2 separate regions of the Homo sapiens genome follow, and region 1 is linked to region 2. A link is a contact called in ENCODE Hi-C or POLR2A ChIA-PET data. All regions are on one chromosome and are shown on one strand. Each heading gives the region's core, a stretch centred on a gene start or an enhancer-like site at or near the end of the contact. The rest is flanking DNA. Distances are from core to core; before and after follow the strand shown.

Evidence for each region. Hi-C counts contacts between places; a loop is a spot of excess contacts on that map. ChIA-PET counts read pairs that join two places held with the same protein, here RNA polymerase II (POLR2A). Pooled maps may share reads with other maps.
Region 1: a loop to region 2 is called in a map of tibial artery, with 4 times the contacts of the local background. The contact joins two enhancer-like sites. A Hi-C loop is called at or near these places in 1 of 168 maps with a recorded cell type or tissue (tibial artery), 1 of 37 single-sample maps with no recorded cell type and 7 of 50 pooled maps. POLR2A ChIA-PET finds 5 or more read pairs at or near these places in 1 of 52 experiments (CD4-positive, alpha-beta T cell).

The regions. Positions count from the first base shown.
Region 1 is chr4:26,884,786-26,889,554 of GRCh38, reverse strand. The region is part of intron 1 of STIM2 (stromal interaction molecule 2); the gene reads right to left. Among named protein-coding and RNA genes, the nearest start is that of STIM2, 26 kb to the right of the region's middle. Within about 2 kb of position 3,519, at least 9 of the 41 ENCODE cell types and tissues checked have a DNase peak (open chromatin) inside an H3K27ac peak, as active enhancers do.
Region 2 is chr4:26,450,551-26,454,779 of GRCh38, reverse strand. No RefSeq gene overlaps it. Among named protein-coding and RNA genes, the nearest start is that of CCKAR, 38 kb to the left of the region's middle. RefSeq lists an enhancer at 1,371-1,909. Within about 2 kb of position 1,984, at least 4 of the 41 ENCODE cell types and tissues checked have a DNase peak (open chromatin) inside an H3K27ac peak, as active enhancers do.

The DNA.
Region 1 (4,769 bases), core at 2,270-4,769, 430 kb before region 2:
GCCATCATGAATGGGGCACTGTTTTGTTCTTATTACAACAGATACTCTAGATATGGATTTCTCTTCCCTGCATGCAAGCATTCTGCCAAACCCACAGAATGCCTTATCCACCATCTAGGTGCTTCACACAGCATTGCTTCTGATCAAGGAACACACTTTACAGCACATGAAGTGTAACAGTGGACCCATACTAATAAAATTCACTGGTCTTACCATGTTCCTCATCATCCTGAAGCAGCTGGCTTAATAGAATGGTAGAATGGATTTTTGAAGACTCAGTTACGTTGTCAGCAAGGTGACAAAAACTTGTGCAATGTTTTCCATGAGGCTATGTATGCTCTAAATCAGCATCCAATGTATGGTGCTATTTCTCCCATGGCCAGGATTCATGGATCCCAGAATCCAGAGAGAGAAATAAGAGTGGGGCCACTCACTATTATCCCTATTGTTTCACTAGCGAAATTTTTGTTGCCTATTCTTTAACCTTATCCTCTGCTGGTCTAGAGGCCTTATTTCCAAAAAGAGGACTGTTTCCACTGGGAGATAGAATGATTCCACTGAACCGACATTAAGACTACCACCTGGCCACTTTGAACTCCTCATGCCTCAGAATGAACAGGCAAAGAAGACCCAGGGTTAGTGTACTGACCAGGGTTGCTGGTTACTAAGAAGAAATTCAACTGCTACCATACAATGGAGGTATGAAAGACTAAGTCCAGAATACGAGAGATCTTGTAATTACTTTCACGCTCTGTGATTAAAAGACTAAGTCCGGAATACAAGAGATCTTGTAATTACTGCCATGCTCTGTGATTAAAGTCAATGGAAAACTACAATAACCCAATTTAAGGACTACTTAAATTGGGTATGCCCAGACCCTTCAGGAACAAAGTTTTGGATCACCCCAACAGGCAAAGAACCACAAAGAGCTAAGGTGCTTGCTAAGGGAAAGGGAAAAATGGAATGGATAGTGCAAGAAGGTAATCATAAACAAAAACCAGCTACGACCATGTGACCAGCCACAGAAAACTGTAACTGTTATGTCTTATTTTGTAACGAATGTATTCAAATATTTAGCAAATATCTTTGTTTTCTTGCTCTTTAATCCCTTTATCATCTGACATAAGATATATTAATAATAGCTAACTTTACATCATGATATTTAAGTTATAGCTTATTAGGGAGAATGAACATTACCCAGGGACTCCGCATCCTCTTCTGGGGAAAGGGTTGGCATGTTTTCAGTTGTTTGAAGGATATTCATATTATGTTAGGCAGAAGTATGACTTTGTTATTGCGTTCATTTGGAGATTAAGTATCATTTAAGAAGATGTGTATGGGCGCCAAGTTGACAAGGATGGACTATGACAGTTTTATGTATCAACTTGTCTAAACTATAGTATCCAGTTATTCAATCAAACACTAACCTGGGTGCTACTGTGATGGTATTTTGTAAACACAGTTAACATCTACAATCAGTTGACTTTAAGCAAAGGAAATTATTCTTGGAAATGTGGGTGGGCCTGATCCAATCAGCAGGAAAGCCTTTTCTGAGAAAGAAATATTCTGCCCCACGACTGCAGCATCATCGCCTGCCCAAGAGTTTCCAATCTGCCAGCCTATCCTATGGATTTTGGATTTGGATTTGGATCTTTTCAATTACCTCAGCCAATTCCTTGAAATAAGTCTCTATGTTTTACCTATGTCTATCTATGTAGATATGTAGATACATGTATAAAACAATTAATTATTTTAAGTTACATCTTTGAGTATTTTAAGTGCAACTAAATAATTGGTAATATAATTACAGATATGCACTATATAAAATTATATTATTAATTTGTAATAATGAACATATACATTCATTCCTTCTGGTTCTATTTCTGTACAGAACCCTAATACAGGGTCTTTTAAAACATTAAGAGAAAAAATAGCCACTCTTTGCTTCAAAGGATACATCTAGAACCCAAAGAAAGTACTGAAAGATTTTAGTTTAATGCAACAAAGAACTTCTCACAAACCAGAACTGCCTACTAATGGAAAAGTTGTTCAGGAGCAATAAGTTCCCAACCACCCAAAGTATCTGAGGAGCTAATGAATGACAGTCTATAAGGGATACACCGGAGAAGTTCCTGTAATTAGCAGACAGTTTGAGCTTTAGGCTTTGTCCACTTCCTTGAGTTCAATCAAAGTCTGTAATTCTGTAACAGCACGGTGTGATCTTAGATTATTAGCAAGATACATCTTAACCCAAGTAGAAAATGAAAGCAACATCAAACAAAACAGTAAAGAAAAAAAGCTCAAATAAATTCTAAGTTTTAAAGGGATCACGGACAAGGCAAGAGGCAAAAAAAAAAAAAAAAAAAAAAAAGTTTAATTATTTGGTTTGGTGCTTATTGTATCTTGTAACATTCAGCAGTTGAACACTACGGGTTGTTCCAATTTCCTAGCTCTTTAAATTATATCCTATAAAGGCATAAGCTTTTATGTCTTTACTTCACAATAAAGTTCATATAACAATGAACTTGATTTTCAGGACAACAGAACAGAAGGGCTTTCACTGTATTTAGCATCCACATATAGCTCCACCTATACCACCTATTACCACCTCCATAGCTAACAAGGGAGCTCTAGCACTTTCTCTCCCCGGACAAAAGCCTACTAATTGGTCTCCCTGCTCTAAGACTAGACCTTCTAGAGTGTCATTTCAGTGAAAGAGCTGAAGTGATCATTTCCAAACATAAATCAAATCATGTCACACTTCTCAAAAACCCTGCAGTAGCTCCCCATCTCAGAGTACATGACATACAATGACAATGTCCTCACATCTTGTAGATGATGTCTACAAGACTGTACATTCTAGCCCAGACAACCTCTCTGATCTATCTATTACTCTCTCCATTGCTTACTCTACACCAGCCCTGTGGTCTCCTGGAAGTTTCTCCAAAAATCCAACAATGGTATCCATCAGGGCCCATGCACATGCCATTCTCTCCACCTGAAGGGTCTCATCCCTCTGTCTCTCCCTTCTCTCTTGTCAAATGTCAACTATGAAGATTTCCCTGACCACCTTAAATAACAGCAAACACACATATACTTTCCCTAACATTCTCTACCTTCTCACCTATTTTATTTTCCTTCATTGCATTTATCATCTCCTGATAAATATTTGTCTACTTGTTAACTGTCTTATCCTCAGTGAAATTAAGCTCATCGTTTTCTTCATTGCTCCAATACCTACAACAATATCTGTAAGTGTTCAATGAGTATATATTGAAATAATATATTAGCCTTAAGCTAAAATTTCAAACAATCTTCTCAGTTATATGAATATGCTCCTACACAGAAAAAGCTTTAAGAAGGAAAAAGTTCATATACTGTCCTAGTTCTCCTTGCATCCTTCTCACTGATTTGGTTTTACAGAGAATATGAAAGTAAATGTTCTGCCCGTCACAGTTCTCCTCTGTTCCACTGAACCTCAAATTATGAGCTCACATAGCCACAACTTCCTTGTTTGTCAAATAAGAGGAACTGGCGCATGGTGATCAGCTTCTTAAAACTCAAGTATCTAAAAATCAGATTTAAAATAAGGTTTATATGTAATTTTCAATAAGCCATAATGGAATGTCTCAGTAATTAGGATAAATCAACACTGCATATTTACATGAATAGACATATACATATATATATATATATATATATATATATATATATATATATATATATATATATAACCTGAGGTGCTAAATTTGGCTTCATTCTCATAATACAACTAGCACTGAATGCTATATTTTCAGTTTTACTGCTCTTATAAACTACATAGCCTGGTAACCAAGGTAAACAATTTGTATATCTGAAAGTTACATTCTGAATTCACCCAGGCAAAACATAAACCTGAAAAAATAGTCAGAAATGAAAACTATGTCACAAATATCACACATTAAAATCCTACATGCTTTAGTTAAAGGAGGATCCTTCATACCATCAAGATTTACAATTCAAGCCTTGATACCCCTATTTTCCAGTCTTAGCAGATACCAAAAAATAAAATGACAGCTGTCCAGTAAATAAGCTGATACAATCATATGCTGATGACTCCATTTATTCACATTCAAAAATAGGGAAGCAAATCTATGGTATTAAAGTAAGGACAGTGGTTAACCTTAGGCAAAGGCACATACTGATTTCAAGAGGACATGAAGGACTTCTGGGTAAAGGCAACATTATGTTTCTCGATCTGGGTGCTAATAACATGTGAGTATTCACTTTGTTAAAAATGGTTGAAATGAGCTGTATACTGATGATTTGAGCCCTTTCCTGTACTGTTATACTGTATTTAAGTAAAAAGCTTTTGGAAAACTAGATATTACAGCAATTCAAAACCATGAAAAATAAGGTTGAACATGAACAGTGGAACACAAATCAACAATCCTTAAGAGTATCTGTGTTTTTGCATGTGTACTAACCCTAATATTGTACCCATTAACTGTACCCAATACATTCTGATTAAGAAAGTAGAGAAATAAGTCACACGTTTTAGAAATAATTTGACTCCAAAATGTTTGAAATAAAGCAAGTTTTATAATTCAAAGGAGTCAAGGTTCAATTACTCAAGAGGCAAGAGTACTGGTTAAGGATGTGAATCTTGTTGTGAGAATTCTGTCTCACCCACTTGCCAGTTCTGTGAACTCGTGTTTAACCTCTCTGGGTCTCCGTTACATTACCTATAAGATACGGATCTACCCCATAAGCTTGTGAGGACTAAATGA
Region 2 (4,229 bases), core at 735-3,234:
TAGGTACAATTAAATTGTTTTAGGTGCATAATTCTATGCATTTGACAAACACATATAGTTGTATAACCATGGCCATATTGAAGATATAGAGTATTTCCCTCACTGCAAAAAGTTCCCTGGAGCCTCTTTATACTAAATCCTCTCTTCTCCACTGTCCCTGAAAACCATTGCTCTGATGTCTGTCCCTCAACTTTTGCCTTTCCTGGGTCATATGATGGACTCAGAGTTCATGGCCTTTTGTGTGTGGCTTCTTTCACTTAGCACAGTGCACTTGAGATAAGTGTGACTATTGCATGTCTCAGTAGTTTATTCTTCTAACTGTTGAGTTGCACTACATTGTAGATGCATTACCACAAATCTGGTGGCTTAAAACAACAGAAATTTATTCTCTCACAGTTCTGGAGACCAGAAGGTGGAAGTCCAGGTGCCAGCTCCAGGAAGAAGTCCAGGGCTGTGCTCTCTCCAGAGGTCCTAGAGGGGATTTCAGTTTCCTGTCTCTTCCAGCTTCTGGTGGCTCCAGGGGCCCTTGGCTTGTGGCTGCACCACTCCAGTCTCTGCCTCTGTCGTCATATGGCCTTCTCCTCTTCTCCCCTTGTGGGCCTCTTACAAGGACACTTGTCATTGGATTTGGGGCCCACTCAGACAATCCAAGATGGCCTCATCTCAAAAGCCTTAATTACATCTGCAAAGACCCCTTTTCCAAAAAAGGTCACATTTACAGCTTCCAGGAATTAGCACGCAGATATAACTTTGGGAAGAGCCGTCACTCCACCCACCACACATGGATAAGCCACAGTTTGTTTATTCTTTTGCCAGTTGATGGGCATCTGGGTTATTTCCAGTTTGGGGACATTATAAATACAGCTGCTCTAAACATCCACTGTTCTTTGCAGGAACCCATATTTTCATTTCTCTTGGCTGTGGGATTAGGAAGCATTCCTTCACTCTGTAACATATAAGGAAGGTGCTGCAAAAAAATGGAAGTGCATTAGTTGGGTGTGGTGGCGCGTGCCTGTAATCCCAGCTACTTGGGAGGCTGAGGTACACGTATTGCTTGAACCAGGGAGGTGGAGCTTGCAGTGGGCCAAGATTGCACCACTGCACTCCAGCCTGGGCAACAGCGAGACTCTGTCTCAAAAAAAAAAAAAAAAAAAAAAAACAAAAGGAAGTGGCCCATCTCTCTCTGCCTATCCCAAGTGGCCTTGCCCTGGGGCTTTGGTTCCACAGCTCATAGCACACTTCTTCCCTACCCTGGCTGCAGGCATGTTCAGGTCCAGTCACCTGCCCTGCTGCCCCTGCTCCTGCCCACACACCCCTGCACATCCACAGTCCAGCACCGTCCGTTTACACAAATGGGCTTCTACAGAGGAGGAGCTGGAGCAGGGAATGGAGACAATCTCATTTCCTGGGCCTGCTTCCTCGTGTGCCAGGGTTCAGGCTCAGATGTGGCAGGTTCTCTTTGTCACAAGCCCTGACTCACGAGACCTCGGTGGCCTCGGGAAGCAACAGGTATAGGGGTATCATGCTGCTGTGTGGGCCTCTGGCAGCCCCCCTGTGACCACAGCCAGGCTGACCCAGACAGACTAATGGGAGATTTAAAAAAAAGTCAAGGCACACTGCTGAGATGCAATTTTATAATCAGCCTGTAACTTGATTATCTCAAAAATAAATGAACAATCAATACCGCTAATCTCAGCGTATTCCCCTGCTGAGACAGGAAACTTGAGCCTGGCTTGTGTTTGGCTACCCATGTCCCTCTTCTGGTTCAAAGGAGTCTTCTGTTTAATGTCAACATTTGCTTTTGTACCTTTTTATGTATTTTCATTACTTGCTTCTGCTTGTCCTTGCTTTGCGTGAGAAAAACCCAGTGCGGGGGCCCTTCTAGTCTAGCTGGTTCCGCATTTGTGAGATCCTGCACACCTGTGTGACCCTCAAACTCTGACTTGTCTCACGCTGATTAGGACACATCCAGGGGAGGAAGGAGTCAGTGAGCTTGTTTAGAAACATGGCTTGCTGATGGCCACACCTGTTCCCCAGGGAAAGCTGCCTCCTAATGGGCAGGTGAGAAGGCTGGTGAGGGGAGGAGGGGCAATAAGCCCTGATGCATCCTCCATTCCGGTTCCATTATTGACTCAGGGCTCTTTAAATTCTACGTCCTTGACTTTCTGGCTCCATCACCAGCAGTAACTCAGCCTGTCTGTGCTGTGTATCGTGGAAGGCTCCACTTCATCCTTTTCCCCCCAGGATTCATTCCCTCTACTAAAAATCCCCCTCGTTAGCCTTCTGTGGCTTGAAATGCCTCGGTGTTTTGCAGGGATTCAAATTCCTAGCACAATCTCCCTTGAGCAGAGCGTCTGTTTCTACAGCAAAGGCAGAGAGATCTATCTTAACTTCCTCCCAGCTCAACTTTTATATTCTCGGCTACCCCAGGAGCTTCCTGAATTTTATGCAGCTTAATTCATGATGATAAACATGGGTTCTGGGAGGCTGAGAACAGGGAGCATTCACCCTTCTTACTAGAGAATACAGATGGCTGCTCAGACATGGGTGAAGGCCCCTCACCTCCTCCACCAAGGGATAAGTCTCAGTAGGGTGAAAATTCAGCCACCTTCCTTCCCATGTGCAGGTCTGCCTTCCACCCCAAAACACAGCTGAGTTTCCACATTGCCCAGATCAAACCTAGAATTAGCTGAGGGTCAACTTCATGCCAGGCACTTTTCATATTCAGTTTTTTTATGTTTATCAGCAACCTCAATAAGGCAGATAACATTACCCCATTTTACAGGAGGAAACTTAAGGTTAGAGAAATATAATAAAGTGAGCTGTCCAAAAACCACAGAGCTGGGAGTGAGGAAGCTTGAATCTGATAAAGTTCAAAGATATGTGCCTCTCAGGTTCATGTTCCTTTCCCATACCATGCTCCAACGGCCCCTACAATTCCCCAGCTCTCACATCATTGACATCGTCCCCTTAGTCACATCATTTAGCTTCTCTGTGCCTCAGTTTCCTCATCTATGAAATGGGTATAAGAAGTCCTGCTCTCCGGAGTTGCTGTAAGTTTTAGAAATGCAATCAGGCAGGTAAAGTATTTAGCACACTTTCTGGCACCTTAGGTGTTTAGCAAGTAGTGATGATGATTATTTTCTAGTAGCAGCATTGAAGCTTTTGATAGCAGTCATAGATCATAGAAACTTCCAGCCAGAAGTCACCTTTGAGCCCATCTATCACAATCTTCCCCTTTACAGAAGAAACAGAGGCCAGAGTGTCTAGCTGACCTTCCTAAGCTCAGAAGGTGAGGGGCTGAAATGCAGGCCTGACTTGGGAAAAATAAAACAAACAAAAAAACTGTTTACGCCTGTCCCCTGAGCTGCCTAGCTGTATTCTGGGTCGTTTGGTCTTTTTTTCTTTTTTTTTTTTTCTTTTGGTGTATGGGCTGGTGGGCTGGGAGGTGAGTGCAGGAAGATACAAATCACAATTGAAAAAAAAGTGGCAAAGGAAAGGTAGTTACAGGCTAACACCCCTAGACTGCTGGTTCTCAAAGTGGGGTCTCTGAATTCGCATCAGCTCACCTGAAACTTCTTAAACAGTTTCTTGGGCTCTAATCCAGATATCCTGAATGAGAAACGCTGGGGAAGGGTAATCTGAGTTTTAACCCTCAGGTGATTCTGTTGCAGGGTCATGTTTGAGAACCGTCACCTAAGGCCAAGGAAGGAAAATAACTGGTGTCTGTGCATAGTCTCCATCTCACACACCAGGCATCACTGCTCATAATGCCCTTTAGTTAACCGCAGATGCAGCCTCTGAATCCTTGTTTTTAAGTTCTGGGATACATGTACAGAGCGTGCAGGTTTGTTACATAGGTATACATGTGCCATGGTGGTTTCCTCCACCTATCAACCCATCATCTAGGTTTTAAGCCCTGCATGCATTAGGTATTTGTCCTAATGTTCTCCCTCCCCTTGCCTCTGACCCTCCGACAGGCCCCATTGTGTGATGTTCCCCTCCCTGTGTCCATGTGTTTTCATTTTTCAACTCCCACTTACAAGTGAGAACACGCGATGTTTGGTTTTCTGTTCCTGTGTTAGTTTGCTGAGAATGGTCCTTCTTGACACACAGCACTCCTGACAACCATCACCACTACGGGCCACAGGGAGGCAATGGAGATAGTCATGTGTTAATCCACACAGAGAAAGAGTCACCTCCCTGGACTCAATTATCCATTCCGGGAG